2 separate regions of the Homo sapiens genome follow, and region 1 is linked to region 2. The links are chromatin loops, found by intact Hi-C in ENCODE. Cell type or tissue: PC-3. All regions are shown on one strand.

The links. Hi-C counts contacts between places; a loop is a spot of excess contacts. Peaks named below come from ENCODE experiments on the same cell type or tissue, not always from the same donor. Only the 100,000 strongest peaks of a DNase experiment are listed, where the experiment ranks them.
Region 1: a loop joins it to region 2, with 5 times the contacts of the local background. A loop is called at or near these places in 8 of 110 quality-filtered maps.

Annotation. Positions count from the first base shown.
Region 1 is chr17:72,611,056-72,619,055 of GRCh38, reverse strand. LINC00511 (long intergenic non-protein coding RNA 511) reads left to right here. Exons shown (of 5, transcript NR_033876.1): 3 at 492-740. Among named protein-coding and RNA genes, the nearest start is that of LINC00673, 22 kb to the right of the region's middle. In PC-3, no CTCF peak of the experiment used is centred here; DNase peaks (open chromatin) are centred at 895, 3,815, 4,325 and 4,875; H3K4me3 peaks cover 1,900 bases; H3K27ac peaks cover 4,354 bases.
Region 2 is chr17:72,556,202-72,564,201 of GRCh38, reverse strand. All of the region lies in intron 1 of LINC00673 (long intergenic non-protein coding RNA 673), which reads left to right. Among named protein-coding and RNA genes, the nearest start is that of LINC00673, 33 kb to the left of the region's middle. RefSeq lists an enhancer at 6,923-7,423. In PC-3, CTCF peaks have their summits at 2,812, 3,012 (motif pointing right), 3,811 (motif pointing left), 7,113 (motif pointing left) and 1 weaker place; DNase peaks (open chromatin) are centred at 3,101, 3,791 and 7,051; H3K27ac peaks cover 1,734 bases.

The sequences.
Region 1 (8,000 bases), 55 kb before region 2:
AGTCAGCTGAGATCGCGCCACTGCACTCCAGCCTGGGTTACTGAGCAAGACTCCGTCTCAAAAAAAAAAAGAAAAAGAAAGTCAGAGTGAGGCATGGATCATCTTCTAGATCTTCAGTTGGGTGGTAGAGTCCAGGTTTTCATTTTACCATTTTATATAAGGGTAGCATCCTCATGGGTGGGGTATACTGTGATGCTTAGGTGTGTGGACGCTGAGTCTGAATCCTAGTTTGCCACTCATTAGAGTCTTACACATGCAACTTAACCTCTCAGTGCCTCAGTTTCCTCATCTGTAAAACAGGTGTTGATGGCAACAGTACCTACCTCGTAGAGTTATTAGGAGGAAGTGCTTGAAACCGAGCCTGTGAGTTACATGTTATTAAATATATAGCCACCATTATACAATAAAATTGATTGAGTCGGGAGAGGAGACTCATCTGTGCTCCTTCATTAACTCAACACTGATTATGTATCTGCTCTCATCGGGCATAGGTGCTCACATGCCAGGAGAAATAAGCTGGTGATTTATGTGGCACAGCACCATCGATCGACCTACAAAGGAAGCTTCAGTGCAGCCGTGTTGCTATACAGACCTCTCTCACCAAGGCGTCATGAACTGAAGGGCTGGGAGAGGCCTCGTGGAGGAGGAAGAGTTTCGCTCAGCTGCTTGGGTGTGGGACTGAATGTGGTTCCAGAACTGGTCGCTGCCTTCACCCGCTGACTCTGGTCTCGGCGATGACAGTGAGTTCCTTCTTGGCGCCTTCAATGGGAGGGATTGTCGTGCACTTGGGGAGGAGTTGGCTGTGGAGTTCAATCATTAATTTGCCACAATTAAACCAGAGACTTCTGTCTCCAGCAGCAGATAAGCAAGCAGAGAGCTAACAACGAGGAAGGGCGGGGCGGTCTGACAAACCGGTTGTGAAGGGCAGGCTAGGCTGATTGAGAGCTGATAGGGGACTGTCATTGCTTTATTGTGGCAATAACGCCGTCAGGCATCTGGGGAATTAGGAGGGAAAGCCTCAGCTGGCATTGGCTGCAGGCACAAAGGGGGAAAACCCCAGCCAGACTTTTTCAGTCTGCTGGGCCACCAGAAAATGTTTTGGGGTCCCCGAGGTACGTGTGAGGCTGAGAGTTGGTGATCAGCTCCCCCGGTTCCTTCCTGGCTGGGCTACATGAACCGGGGACAGCTGGAGTGTTGAGTTTTGACATTCCCAAAGACAAGCAGCTAAAGTCAAGAGGACTGTGTCACACAGAGATGGTGATCAGGGGAATGGAGTCCCTCGGAGGCAGGGAAGGAGGCAGGCAGCCTTAGGTTAGACTCCAGGAAGAACTGTCTCCTGAAGCAGTGATAATTGGAACAGGCAACATCTGTGTGCTTGCTCTGTGCCCAGTGCTAGGTGCTTTCCATGAATTCACTAATTCCTGAAACCCACAGGTAGGTCCTTTTATTGCCCCTCTACAGAGACGAGAAAAACTGGGTCTTGCTGAAATTAAACATCTTGCCCAAGGTAACGTAGCTCCGAAGTAGCAGAGACAGGAATTGAAATTGCAGAGCTTCCTCTCGAAGCCTCTAGATGCTAGCCTACGTCTTCAAAGATGCCCATCAATCAGAGATGTAGGACAGTCTTATCTCTGGAATCTTCCTTGGTCTTCTTGTTCTGGCATTGATCAGCTGGTGTGTCATACACACACACACAGGCACACACGTACACACACACATTATATATATGCATACATGCCATGCATACACATCACATACAGGTACAAGCACACGCATATGCACAAACATTGCACATCACACACATCTACACACACATTACATACATGCACATGCACATCACATACACGCACACACTACAGATATAATCCCTCCCCAACTCCTCCACAGCCCCCCACCACAAACCTTTAAGGTACTGACATGACTGTAACAGAGTCATTGACCCTCAGTGGATTCTCCACCCCTGGACAACTGTGGAAAGACCAGTGGCATTCCTGGGAGTACTTTGACGGTTGTACAGGGCCCAGCAACTCTTGGCTGCCACAGCCCCCTGAAAAACAATGGCCTTGAAGTTGTCCACCCTCACTGCGCTGGGCTACACTCATTGGGTCATGCTTCATTTTTGCAGAAGGCCCTTCTGTGAGTACTTTAAATTCCTGAAAAAGCTCATTACATTTTGCCATGGTCCTGAGATGGTGACTGGGGACTGTCCCTGCTCTCATTGACTTGACTGAATTGAGGTCCAGATTAAGCCATAAAACAAAACCCAAAATGCAACCTCCCAAGCCCCCAACATGCCAAGACTGGCAGAAATTCTGAGACCAGGTAAAAGATGCTGCGCCCCCTCAAGTCTGTTCAATGATCAGGCGGGGACTAGGGAATGCTGGTTTGACTGGTGGGCTCCTCCCCTGCCTTCTCTGTTGGGGGTCGTGTTTGCTTTGTGTTCTTGGCCACAGGGTTAGCAGGAAGGAGATCACCAATGCATCGTTGCATGTGCTGTTCTTTGATTTTTCTCCATTCTTCACCCTGGAAGAAGGAGTGAATTTATGGACCTGTTATGGACTGACAGATGCCCTCTGCAGAATTAGAGGCAGCCTGGGATGGAGGTTGGGTTCTGAGACTTACATCTTGAGCAGGATTTCTCAGTCTCAGCACTGTGACATTTGAGGCTGGATCATTCTTTATTATTATTATTATTTTGAGACAGAGTCTTGCTCTGTTTCCCAGGCTGGAGTGCAATGGCTGGATCATGGCTCACTGCGACCTCCACCTCCTGGGTTCAAGCGATTCTCCTGTCTCCACCTCCCGAGTACCCGGGATTACAGGCGCCTGGCACCACACCCGGCTAATTTTGTAATTTTAGTAGAGATGGGGTTTCACCATGTTGATCAGGCGGGTCTTGAACTCCTGACTTCAGGTGATCCAGGTGATCCACCCATCTCGGCCTCCCAAAGTGCTGGGATTACAGGCATGAGCCACCACACCCGGCCTGGATCATTCTTTATTACAGGGTTTTGTCCTGTGCCTTGTAGCGTGGTGAGTAGCATCCTGGCCTCTACCAACTAAATGCCAGTACCACCCTGGCTTCCCAGTTGTGACCATGAAAAACCTCTCCAGACGTTGCCCAGTGTCTCCAGAGTAGGGGGAGGGGCAAAAGTGTGTGGGTTGAGGAGCACTCATAGAGACGACTTCAAAGTTTTGGAGCACGACTGACTTCCTGCCAACAGTCACTCTGCCCCTCAGTCCCTTTGCTTCTCTCTCCATCCTTGCCCTTCCCATCTGTTCAATGGGCACTTCGATGGCCATGAACTAAACCATTTACTCTGTGAGTCAGGAGGAAAGCAAAACCCCAGCCACATCTCACGCTGGAGAAACAGGACTTTCTTTCCTTTCCCCTCAAAGTTCTAGTTTTCCGCAAGGTCCCCAGATGGCCAGCTGAGAGCCTCTCGTCCACTCTGCAGGCGGGGACAAGCAAGCAACACAAACACCCTCTGTCCTTCCTCCAAAGGGAGAAAAGAGTTTTCCTCCCTCCCTCCATCCTTCCCCTCCCCTTTCAGAAACTCTTGGGTTGTGTTCACCGCCACCCCCGCCCCCGCAACCCGGCCCCACTCAGTCCGCTTACACTGCCGACCCCTCCCCAGCCATTCCCCGTTCACTTCCCTCCCCTTCCCCTGGTACACCTGACTTATTTATTTATTTATGGCTGGAGTATTTGAGCTCAGGGTTAGTTCGAGTCTATTAAGTTTGCTCCTTTTCCTGCCTGGGAACCCGGGTAATGAGTAACCATAGCGTGCTTTGGGCAGCTGTCTCCGACAAACCGAGAGACGCCGTGGGAGCCGCATAAGGGAGCGTTTGTTCTGTGCCTTCTCAATAGTTCCTTGTGCAGGAGGCAGGGTGATGGGAGGGAGGGAGGGAGAAGGGAAGAAAGAGACAGACACTAAATCACTGCACTTTTGACAATTCCTCTCTTCTCTCCCACCACCCATCCTCCCCCACCTACACCGATCAGATCTTTGTGGTGGACTTAAGACTTTAAGACTTTTGTTGCTGTTTCCATGAGCCTGGGGAGAGGCTCCTGTGTACCTCGTGGGGGTACTTTTGGGTGAGTTGCAGACTATATGGGGCCTGAGGGCTGATTTTTAACATGGGGATGGTTTAGGTGTCCTGGATCTCTCCCACTGTGTGTGTAAATTAACACAATGCCTATTGTTCCCTAGTTCATTTAATGATCCAATAAATCTCTAGGTATCTATTCCCAACCTTGTGGCCTAGATATGCTATAAAGCTGTTTGAAAAGTGCTTTCATAAAGCAGTCCAAGTGTATTACGGGATTAGTCATATGCCCCACAATCAACATGGGACTCGTTAGGGCCTTCCTTGATTTGTATCATTATGTAGACAAGAGAGACAGGCCAAGAAATATATTGTACATACGGCTTTTGGAAAATATCCTAAGTGATAGCCACATTCATTCATTCACTGCATGGGGATTTAGCATCCACTATGTGCCAGCTGTTTGGCTAGGTCTCAGGGGCAACTACGGAAATGAACAGGGCATGACTCTGGCTCTCAAATTTGCAATGGGGTAAGGAAAATAAGAAAGAACCCATGTCCCCGAATTACGGTAATATAAGTTAAGCTGGAATATGTGCCATAAGAAAGGTACAAGCAGAATATCTAGAGAGAGGGGAGGAGGGAAGATGAAAATATTTTGGGAGCATGAAAGAAAGCTTGGCTTCAGGAGAAAAAGATGAAGGGCAGCCCCTCCTCCAGGCAAAGGAAAGGTTTTAGCCAAGAAATGAAGGCAGGCAAGCATGGGGCATATTTGGGGAACAAGGAAGGGCTGGGTTGGTTGAGACATGGGCAGATGAATCACCATCCATGCTGTGTTTTAGACAGATTAATCAGGCTGTGGTGTGTAGGGTACATTTAAAGGGGAAGAGATTAGAGATGACAGTTAGAAGTAGATGCCACCGGTCTAGTTGGAAGAAAATGAGAAAAGACAGGATGGGTAAGATGGTGGAGTGTAGGATTGTGGAGGGAGGGGGTAGCAACTGACCACATGTCGAAGAGGGCACAGTGGAGGTAGCCCTGAGGCTTTAAGCCTGGGTGGCCAGGAAGAGAAATCTGGAAAAATAGCATGACACATCATCAGGAGGTCCAAGAATGGTTCAGAACTGAGTAGCAGGATCAGTGGTCTGGTTTGGATGTGCTAGATCTGAGAGGCACCGAGGGACAGATGTCTGAAAGCCAAGTGGCAACAGAGGTCTAGAGCTGGGGGGGATGTCAGGGGCGCTGTCTCTCCCTAGCATCCCCCTCTAACGCTGGCACGAGAGTGGAAACTCACCCTTGAAACGTGAGCTGGATCTCCTTCCTTTGCCCATCCAGATCTTGTCTCCATTTCACCCCTGATCTGTGCCCCAAGAGCTGCCCTTGTAGGGATTGCATCAGCAGGCTCCCTTGGCCACTGGATTCCAGCTGAGTTCAGCAAGTGGAGCGAATAGCAGAAGATTAGAGGGTGGAAGGAAAGTAGCCTCAGTTTCTGGCAGGCTGTCCTTTCTCCGCAGCTGCTGTCTCTGGGTTCTGGAAACATTCTGCTCTCCTTGCCCCGTCTGACTTCAGAGGGTGGGGGTCATGCCTTCCCACCACTGCTGGCCCCATGAACCTGCACTCTCCCTTGTTGGTTCCTTGAACTCTGCCCATCCCATAATACATCATCTCTGTCTTAAGCTCTTTTCAGTCCCCCAAAGTGGTTGTGCTGTTTGTATCCTGTTAGGACCCTGATTCATCCAAAAACTGGAGTCAAAAGTCACACAGGGCCGGGCACGGTGGCTCACGCCTGTAATCCCAGCCCTTTGGGAGGCCAAGGTAGGCAGATCACTTGAGGTCAGGAGTTCGAGACCAGCCTGGCCAACATGTTGAAACCTCAGCTCTACTAAAAATACACAAATTAGCTGGACGTGGTGGTGCATGCCTGTAGTCCCAGCTACTCAGGAGGCTGAGGCAGGAGAGTTGCTTCATCCTGGGAGGTGGAGGTTGCAGTTAGCCCAATCACGCCACTGCACTCCAGCCTGGGCAACAGAGTAAGACTCTGTCTCCAAAAAAAAAGACACACAGAACAAATCCTTTTTCTCTTCTTTTATGCATGGTATTTCTGCTCAAACAGAGGCCTTATAATAATGGAATGGACAAATAATTATTACAATTGAGAAAAGTTTCATCAACTGAAGCAGTTTGCAAATTTTCTAGGTTTCTTCTATCATTCAGATTATTAATGTACCAGTTGTTGATCTCTTTCTCTTTAACATTTCTGGAGTTTTCTCTGTCATCCTTTGTCGGCTTCTGACTTCCCCAGGGGACTTCACATCTTTCTTTTAGTGCTGAGGTGAGTTGCTCCAACTGAAGCTCCTCTTTTTGAGCGGCTTCCACCTTCGTTCCTCTGGCAGTGCAGAAGCAGGCCGTTTGCCCTGGTGAGCTACCTCCAATTGAACCATCATCATCTGAGCATCAGAGAATTCTGAGCAGGAAAATTGAGACTTGTTCCAATTTATTGAGACTTCTTCCAAAACTTAGGAAAATGTTTAGCCGGAAGATAGTCTGTAAGTATCTGTCTGTTTTAAAATACAGGCATGCACACCATGCCATGATAGCTTTCCCGTCTCAGTAGTTGCTGTGACTGTCTTTGTGTTTTGTTTTGTTTTGTTTTGTTTTGTTTTGAGACAGAGTCTTGCTCAGTTGCCCAGGCTGGAGTGCAGTGGCGTGATCTCGGCTCACTGCAAGCTCCGCCTCCCAGGTTCACGCCATTCTCCTGCCTCAGCCTCCTGAGTAGCTGGGACTACAGGGACCCGCTACCATGCCCAGCTAATTTTTTTTTTTTTATTTTTAGTAGAGATGGGGTTTCACCATGTTAGCCAGGATGGTCTCGATCTCCCGACCTCATGATCCACCCGCCTCAGCCTCCCAAAGTGCTGGGATTACAGGCGTGAGCCACCGCGCCCGGTCATGTTTTGTTTTTTGAGACTGAGTTTCACACTTGTCGGCCAGGCTGGAGTGCAATGGGGTGATCTCAGCTCGCTGCAACCTCTGCCTCCTGGGTTCAAGCAATTCTCCTGCCTCAGCCTCCCAAGTAGCTGGGATTACAGTCACCTGCCACCATGCCCAGTTATTTTTGTATTTTTAGTAGAGACAGGGTTTCACTATGTTGGCCAGTCTGACCTCAGGTGATCCACCTGCCTCGGCCTCCCAAAGTGCTGGGATTACAGGCGTGGGCCACTGTGCCCGGCCAGCTGTGACTGTCTTTATCATGACCTCTTAATGCATGGATTGGGAGCTGCAAGGAGTAGATCCCCAAGTGGGACTAGCATGGATCCCAAGGTATTTATTGGAAGGATTATGTCAAAACAAAGCAACAACAACAATCAAGAAAGAATGAAATATCAACCGGAAGGACAGAAAGAATATAGTCCATCTTCTGGGCATGTGTGGAATGAGTTTTCTCTGCACGGAGCTTTCTTCTCTCTCTTTACAGATCTGCTTTCTTCATTTGGGAGGAAACATGAGCACCCTCTTGCCCTTGACTTTTACATCTTGCAGCTTTCACTGAGGGCGAGCTTCCCTTATTCGGTTCTAGTCAGCCAAATCTCAAGGCAGGACTCTGATTGGATTAGCTAAAGTCAGATGCCCATCCTTGGACCCGTCAACTGTAGCCAAGGGGAGGAAGAAGGCCATGCACCAACAGAGCTGCTCCTGCCAGAACCGTGGGACGAGGTGGGAAGCGTTGTTCTCAAAGGAGGAGCGGGTACCAGGCGGAATAATTTGCATTATAGGTATTCTAAAGCAGCAATTAGTTTTAGAAACAAACTTATCACATAAAGAGACTCTCAGCTCAACAAACACTATTTGATATATTCACAATTTAATAGAAGCTCTCAGTTCAATAAACAAATATATGAACTGAGTAACTGCAGTGTTGATGTAGGAACAAATCATTATTTTCTGATTGT
Region 2 (8,000 bases):
GGCTTTCCAGGCAGAAATCCCTGAATCCCCTGGTCTAAGTGCTGAGTAAGCACTCGACTCCCTGGGGCCCTGAATGATGGAAGAGAGGGAGACTATTAGGGCTGACGCCAGACAGAATGCACGCTCGCAGGTGGATCTGACTTTTTGTGTTTTGTGGTTTAAAAATGTGCTTGCCTTCTGTAATCCCAGCACTTTGGGAGGCCAAGGTGGGAGGATCACTTGAGGTCAGGAGTTCGAGACCAGCCTGGCCAACATGGTGAAACCCCGTCTCTACTGAAAATATGAAAAAATAGCCAGACGTGCATGCATGCTCATGTGCACACATATGCACACCCCCCACCTTGCCTTTTATAGAGCCATGAGGCAGCAGATTCAACCGAATACCATGTAGCATGAGCCACAGACGTGTATGGGAACATTTATGAACGCTTGCCTATAATCCCAGCTACTTGGGAGGCTGAGGCAGGAGAATCACTTGAACCCGGGAGGCAGAGGTTGCAATAAGTCGAGATCACACTATTGCGCTCCAGCCCGGGTGATGGAGTGAGACTCTGTCTCAAAATAAATAAATTAATAGGTGGGGCGTGGTGGCTCACACCTGTAATCCCAGCACTTTGGGAGGCCAAGGCGGGTGGATCACGAGGTCAGGAGTTCGAGACCAGCCTGGCCCAATATGATGAAACCCTCGTCTCTACTAAAAATACAAAAATCACCCGGACATGGTGGTGAGCGTCTGTAATCCCAGCTACTCAGGAGGTTGAGGCAGAAGAATCGCTTGAACCCAGGAGGCAGAGGTTGCAGTGAACCGAGATGGCGCCAACTGCACTCCAGCCTGGTGACAGAGCGAGACTCCGTCTCAAAAAAAAAACAAAACAAAAATAAATAATAAAAAAGCGTGTGCCTGCTCATTTTCAGTTCTCAGCACCCACATCTCTTACCTAGGTGAGTGCTTGGAGCTGAGGTTTGTTAACATAAGTCATAGAGGTTTCAGCTTTCCTTTATTAGCACTTTCATGCCCCTAAGGGGAGAAAAACCAATGGAAGGTAGCAGGCAGTGTGTGTGTGGGGGGCATTATTCAGCCATAGAAAGGACCAAAGCATGGACATGTGCTACCAACATGGAGGTACCTTGAAAACCTGAGGCTGAGAGGAGCCAGACACAAAAGGCCCCCTGTTGCACATCCCATTGCTATGAAATGTCCAGGATAGGCAAACCCACAGAGACAGGAAGGAGCTTAGTGGCTGGCAGGGGCTGGGCTGGGGTCAGGGAGTGGACAGTGGCTGATGAATGGGGTGGAGTTTCCTTTCAGAGGGGCTGATAGTGCTCTGGACCTAGATGGTGGTGATGCTTGCACGACACTGTGAATGTGCTGTCATCGTACACTTGAAACAGGTTAAAATGCCGAGTTGCGTGGTATGTGCATATTACCATAGTCAATAGAAATGGAAGGAAATGCAGTGGAGTCTTGCACTAGGGTTTGTCTCAGGAGAACGGGGAGAGTTGCATCTTCCTGGTTTTCTGCTGTTACCCAGCTCTCCACGCCCATTCCTGCCTGGCCCCGGGGTTGGATAAGAACCTTTCCTAAGTGGACAGAGTTCTTAGGGTCTCATTGCAGCTGGAAGCACCTTGGGCCATGTAGCTGTGCTCTGGCAGGTGCAGTAACTCCCCTCTCAGGGCCCACGAGAAGGGGCATCTGGCTTTGGGGGGCTGTCTATGGTGCGGTTGTCAGTGTACCTCGGCTGTCCCAGCTCAGGAGTTCTGGAAACTTCCCGGGCCACTCTAGCCATTCTGACTTTTGCAGGTTCTGGGCAACTTTGCCCTCTTGGATCCCTTCCTACTTAAAAAATATATTAAAAATGTCAAATATTATGATATATTAAAACATTTTTTTTACCTAAAAGCATGTGTTCTATTTTTTTTTCCCCTGATTTTAAAAGAAGTTAAAACATTTTCATGGGCCCTTCAGAGTATGGCGGGCGCTGGTTTGTGCCTCATGGATGGTCTGATGGGGACGTCAGCCTGGGGCTGTGTTGTCCTGGATCTGTGTGTCCCAAGAACCTCCTCCTGGTTGGTTCCATATTCATGGGCCTCCCTGACCTTCCTCCAAAACAGCTGCAGGGTGGCAGAATCTGCCCTGGTCACCGAGACTGAGCCCTTCAGTCTGAGATAAAAAGTCCCCAAAGAAGGGTTACAGCTCACCCCCAGGAGCTCAGCCCCATGAGCCCTCTCCCCACCACCATGCCCAGTGGGTCTCATGAAGACACCCATGCAAGTGGTCATGGGAAAGAGGACTCCCCCATACCTTGCTCCAGCACGGACCTTGCTCCAGCACCGGCCCTGCTCAGCCAGATTTTCAGAACGAGAGGGATATTCTCATCTGTGGCAAAGAATATTCTCTATATTCTGTATACATCATTTGAGACTTAAATGGGTTTCAACAGATCCATTCTTCTTGTAGATGTAGGAAAGTTTGACATATGATTGTTCTCTGCCAAATAGCCATGTTCGCGGGATTCCTTTTGATGGAAATTATTTATTAGGACAAAAAGGGAATAAGTGCAAAAAACTTGAGCAAGACTAGAAACAAAATAATTGATGGCTGCCTCTGTGGTGCCATTTTTGGATGATGGCTGTGTCTGGGGAGTCAGGCTGGGTGTCTGGGAGGGCCACACTCCCTGTGAGCTCCGGGACAGGTAGGTTGCCTGGAGGTTTCCTTTCTGGTGTCACCCTGTAAGCGTCTGTGGATTTGTGCAGGGTGCCTTGTCTCTCCCTTGCATTTTCCCGGTGGGTCTGGGGCAGGACACGGCTGGGGACAGGGGTAGAGGACTGGCCACTGTGGCCAGAATGAGGTGCAGGGAGGGACAGGCAGGTCCCTCATGGCCCATAGTGCCTCTAGGGGGTGCATAAATGCATATATATGTGCACATACACACGTGCATGCATACTCATGCGTACATATACACAGCCCCCCACCTTGCCTTTTACAGAGCCATGAAGCAGCAGATGCAACCGAATACTGTGCAGCATGAGCCACAGACGTTTACGGGAAGAACCGGCAGGAGGCGCCGGGAAACTAAAGGGCTCCAGCTCTCTGAGTGGTGGCTTTGCCATTGTGGCTGTGCGAGCTCAGCCTCCTGGAAACCCGCCCTGAGCTTGGTTAACAGCATTCACTCCAGGTTTAGCCCAGCTCCAGGTTATCGCAGGCAGGACTCCCGAGAACAGGTTCATGTTTGCTTTTTGGGAGGTGCTGCGCTAAAGTGGAAAACCACCCTGGGCCGAGTGGGACCTCCCCAGCTGGGCGGCTGTTAACCAGCCAGGATGTCTGACCCTGAGAAGTCACCGTGCACTCTTGGGACTCATTTTTCTCATCAGCAGGATGGGGTGATGGAGCTGGCCTTACTGGGTGCTGGGGATGATATAAAGAGGTGGCGTGTGCATGTCTGTGTGTCTGTGTGTGGGCGAACATGTTTGGTAAGTGATAGGCTCTGCACACGTGCACGGCACCATCATGGTTCCCTCCCTGCAGCACTTGGCACGCAGTGGGGGCTCAGAGCACAGGCCGACTGATGGCCTGGGGTTGCAGCCCTGCTCCGTGTGTCCCTGGGCACTTGCTTACTGACCACCCCACAGGTGAACACGGGCAGGTGGGTGTTTGGAGGTGTGAGGCTGAGGAGGGTCTGGATCTTGCAGCTCTTGCAGCCTGGATAGTTATGGGGTCTGGAGGGGGCTTTTATTGCGCCTGGTGCTTCCTGCTCAGGGCCAAGTCTGGGGCTGCCTGACTCTTGGGCTCTGGTGCCCTCTAGTGTTCAGGTTATATTATTGCAGGTGCAGGCCATGTACACATTTACCAGCAGCCTAACTGGGTCTCCCTTCTCTCACCCCAATCCGACATGGATGGAAATAGCTTTAGAAAACTCACATGTCTTTGGCAGACTATTGAACATACCTGGTCTATCGCCAAAAGGACTTAAGGCATTTAATTTAAAATGTTATTTTCATAAGTAAAGGAAATAAAGGCTGGGCGCGGTGGCTCATGGCTGTAATTCCAACACGTTGGGAGGCCCAGGTAGGAGGATCCCCTGAGCCCACAAGTTTGAGACCAGCCTGGGCAGCATAGTGAGGCCCTATCTTTTCAAAAAACAAATTAGCCGGCTTGATGGTCCCGGCTACTTCAGAGACTGAGCTGGGAGTTTGAAGCTACAGTGAGCTGCGATCACGCCACTGCACTCCGGCCTGGGTGACAGAACAAGACCCTGTATCTAAAAAAATAAAAATAAATAAAGGAAGGAAAAATAAGATAAAAGCCACGGGGAAAGCTGGGATAAAATATTCTGCTCTAATCCCTATATAATTGCTAGGGGTGGCAGGGCTATGGTCCGGTGTAGGCTAGTACTTTCTGGGTCAGCTCTATCAATTCTTATTAGGTGAAGTTATCCACGGGCTGCCACTGTGCAGAGAGATGCGTGGGCTCCCCAGGAATGCTCTGTGGTGGACGCATCCTCTTCCCACAGGAAATTCTGAGCTTCAAGGATCTTCTAGGTTCTTTCCCCGCCACTTTCTACTAAGGAGGCCTGTGACATAAATACAAAAGTGCAGGTCTGGGCTGGGTGCGCTGGCTCACGCCTGTAATCCCAGCACTTTGGGAGGCTGAGGTGGGAGGATCACCTGAGGTCAGGAGTTCGAGACCAGCCTGGCCAACATGGTGAAACCCTGTCTCTACTAAAAATACAAAAAATTAGCTGGGCGTGGCGACAGGCTCTGTAATCCCAGCTACTCGGGAGGCTGAGGGAGGAGAATCCCTTGGACCCGGGAGGTGGAGGTTGCAGTGAGCCGAGAGATCATGTCATTGCACTCCAGCCTGGGCAACGAGAGTGAAACTCTGTCTCAGAAAAACAAAAAACGAAAAACAGCAGGTCTGTAAAGGTCACTCTGAGGAAGGCCAGAACAGTGCAGTGGCTGCTGGGTTTGATGAACCGTACTCCTCAGAGCATCTAGGCCCGTGGTTTTTCAGCTGGAGCTCATCTGAGCCCCTGTGGGGGGCTGTTTAGGACACAGATGGCTGGTCCCACCCGCAATGTTCCTGATTCAGTTGCTCTGGTGCAGGGCCTGAGAACCTGCATTTCTTGTAAGCTCCCTGTTGATGCAGATGCTGCTGGTCAGGGGACCCTTGCTCTAGACTCCTGGGACTCCTGCTCTAGGACCCCTGCTTTCTGGAGCCCTGGTCTAGAAAGAACGGATTGAACCCTGGTTTTTCTCTCTCCCTCCATGAAGTGCGTGTTGGCAGTGGAGCTTTTGGTGACGATGAGCTGGCACAATGTGGGGAGTTCTGCTCTGCCAGCCCCCTGGAAGGCAGCTCTTCTGTACAGGTCGTAAAGGCTGGCACCTTCTAGGGAAAATCCGGGGACTCATGGGTGCCACCCTTTCCTGGGAGGCTCCATCACCCTCCTATGCTACAACATGACTGTTTCCAGAAAACACTTGAGTCTGTCTCATATAAACACTTGAGGGCCTACAGGAATAGCATGCTCTGCTGGAGTGTGCAAGTCCTCTGTCATTATAGGGCTGTCACATTTTAGCCTAGAGAAGGTTTTTAAGGCAGTAGATCCTGAACATTCACTTTGACCATTGGAAAAACCAAACTCTCAGGAACGGAGAGAGAAAACATTGCAGCTTTGCCCACATGACTTTCCTAGCGGATCCTTTGAGGTCTGGGTGCCCTCAAGTCCTCCCTAGGTAACAAGATGGCCCACTATGGTGGATTCTTGGAAACCAGTTAGAGGTGGAGAGCATCTCCCATGAATCGAGTCTGTAGTTTGGAGGAATCTCTAGTCTTTTCTTTCGTAGCCTGAGTAGATAGCAGGGCACCTGTTCATTAGGACCTCTTCTAGGCTTGTCATGGTAAGCCCGTGTTGTCTTCATATACAAGAATTGTATTCTGTTGAATACAGAGGACTGGGGGCAGGGTAAATACACTCCCTCAAGGGGTAGAAACAACAGCAAAAAGTGCCAGACATTGATGAGGCTCTGATTCAAGTGACTTTCAGCTATACATTTAAAAATCCAGTGGGCTTAGCCCTGCTCCTGTCTCTAGGCCCTAGGTGGGGAAAGTGAGGACCACAGCTAAGCCACCTGCCCAAGGTCACATAAATGGTAAGTAACAGAGCTGGGATTCAAACCCAGGTAGTAGGGATTACAGGCTGGAGCATCTGAGGTTTAAAAGGTGGGAGACCAGGACCCAGGTCTGTTACCCACACTGGAAATTGTTAGCATGCTTGTCAAGGCCTGTAGCCCCTGACTCCCCTAGGTGAATGTCAGGATCCCTCCCAGGAGTATGTGTGTGAGAGAGTGTATGTGAGTGTGTCTGAGTGTATGTGTGAGTGTGCATATCTGGTGTGTGTGTGTCTGTATGTCTGTGTATGAGTGTGTGGGTGTGTATCTTGGTGTATGAGTGTGTGTGCCTGGGTGTGTATATGAGTGTGAGTGTGCATAAGTGTGTGGGTGTGTGTATGATTGTGTATATCTGGGTTTCTGCCTGTGTGTGTATGAGTGTGTGTGTGCGCGTCTGAGTCTTGTGCGTCTCTGTGTGTCTGGGTGTATGAGTGTGTATATGTTGTGTGTGTCTGCGTTATGTGTGTCTGTGTTGTGTGCGTGTTTGGGCGTGTGTCTGAGTGTGTGTTGTGTGTCTCTGGGGAGGGGTGTGTGTGTGTGAGAATGTGTGTGGTGTGTGTGTGTCTGGGTGTGTGTGGTATGTGTGGGTGTGTGTGTGAGTGGGTGTGTGAGTGTGTGTGTGTTGTGTGCGTGCCTGGGGGTGTGGTCCTATGTAAAGAGCTCTGCCGGTTTCTGCCAAAGGCCGGCGAAGGCACAATCTGCATTGTTCCTAACAGATAGACCTCCAGAGTTATAACGGTGCTTGAGGGAAGTGGCTCGCTTCTGTCCTCACAAAAATCGTGGCCAGGGCAAAGGCATTAACTCCTTATAACCAGCTGTGCCCAGCAGGGAAGTCAGGCGAAGAGCAGCACCTGAGCTCAGGCAGCTCCTCTGGGCCCGCGGGCATCTCTCCTGGATATTGCTGGGGTCTGTCGCCACCTCGTGGTTATTCCGTGTATCGGCTTTCAAATGAAGCTCTCACTCCAGCATCTGGGACCATGGACCCATGGACAGAGACCCCTCCCGGAGGGTCTTGTGTCTTGCAGGGCACTGGGGCCTGATAGAAAGAGGTGGTCGCTCTCTACGGTTCCAGTCTCGGAGGGGCACAGTGGGGCGTGTGGGAAAGAACATGGGCTTTGGAGCCAGCGCCGGATCAGGTGCACACATGAATGTGACTGTCAAGCGACTGAAGCGCTCTCATTGCTGGTTTTCCATTCACGGGGAGGCTCCTGTTCATGGCGTTTTGTGAATTAGCGACAGTAAAGCACCTGGCACCGGGTAGCTGCTCTAATTCTAAAAATTAGGGGCAGGACGCAGCTGCCTATCGCCCGTAAACTGTATACAGCTTTGTGACATCATCCCATTGTATGACACAGGTTGCGTTATTGAAGATTTCCACACATTATCCACTTTCTGGAATACTTTTGGATTTACGGAAAAGTTTACAGAAAATACATTTACAGAAAATGAGTTCCTGGGCTGGGCGCGGTGGCTCACGCCTGTAATCCCAGCACTTTGGGAGGCCGAGGTGGGTGGATCACGAGGTCAGGAGTTCGAGACCAGCCTGGCCAACATGGTGAAACCCCTGTCTCTACTAAAAATACAAAAATTAGCTGGGCGTGGTGGTGGATGCCTGTAATCCCGGCTACTCAGGAGGCTGAGGCAGAGAATTGCTTGAACCCGGGAGGCAGAGGTTGCAGTGAGCCGAGATCGTGCCACTGCACTCCAGCCTGGGCGACAGAGCAAGACTCCGTCTCAAAATAATAATAATAATAATAGGAGTTCTGATATATCTCTCACCCAGTTTCTCTTGGTATTAACATCTTCATACTATGTTATATGCATACAACAAG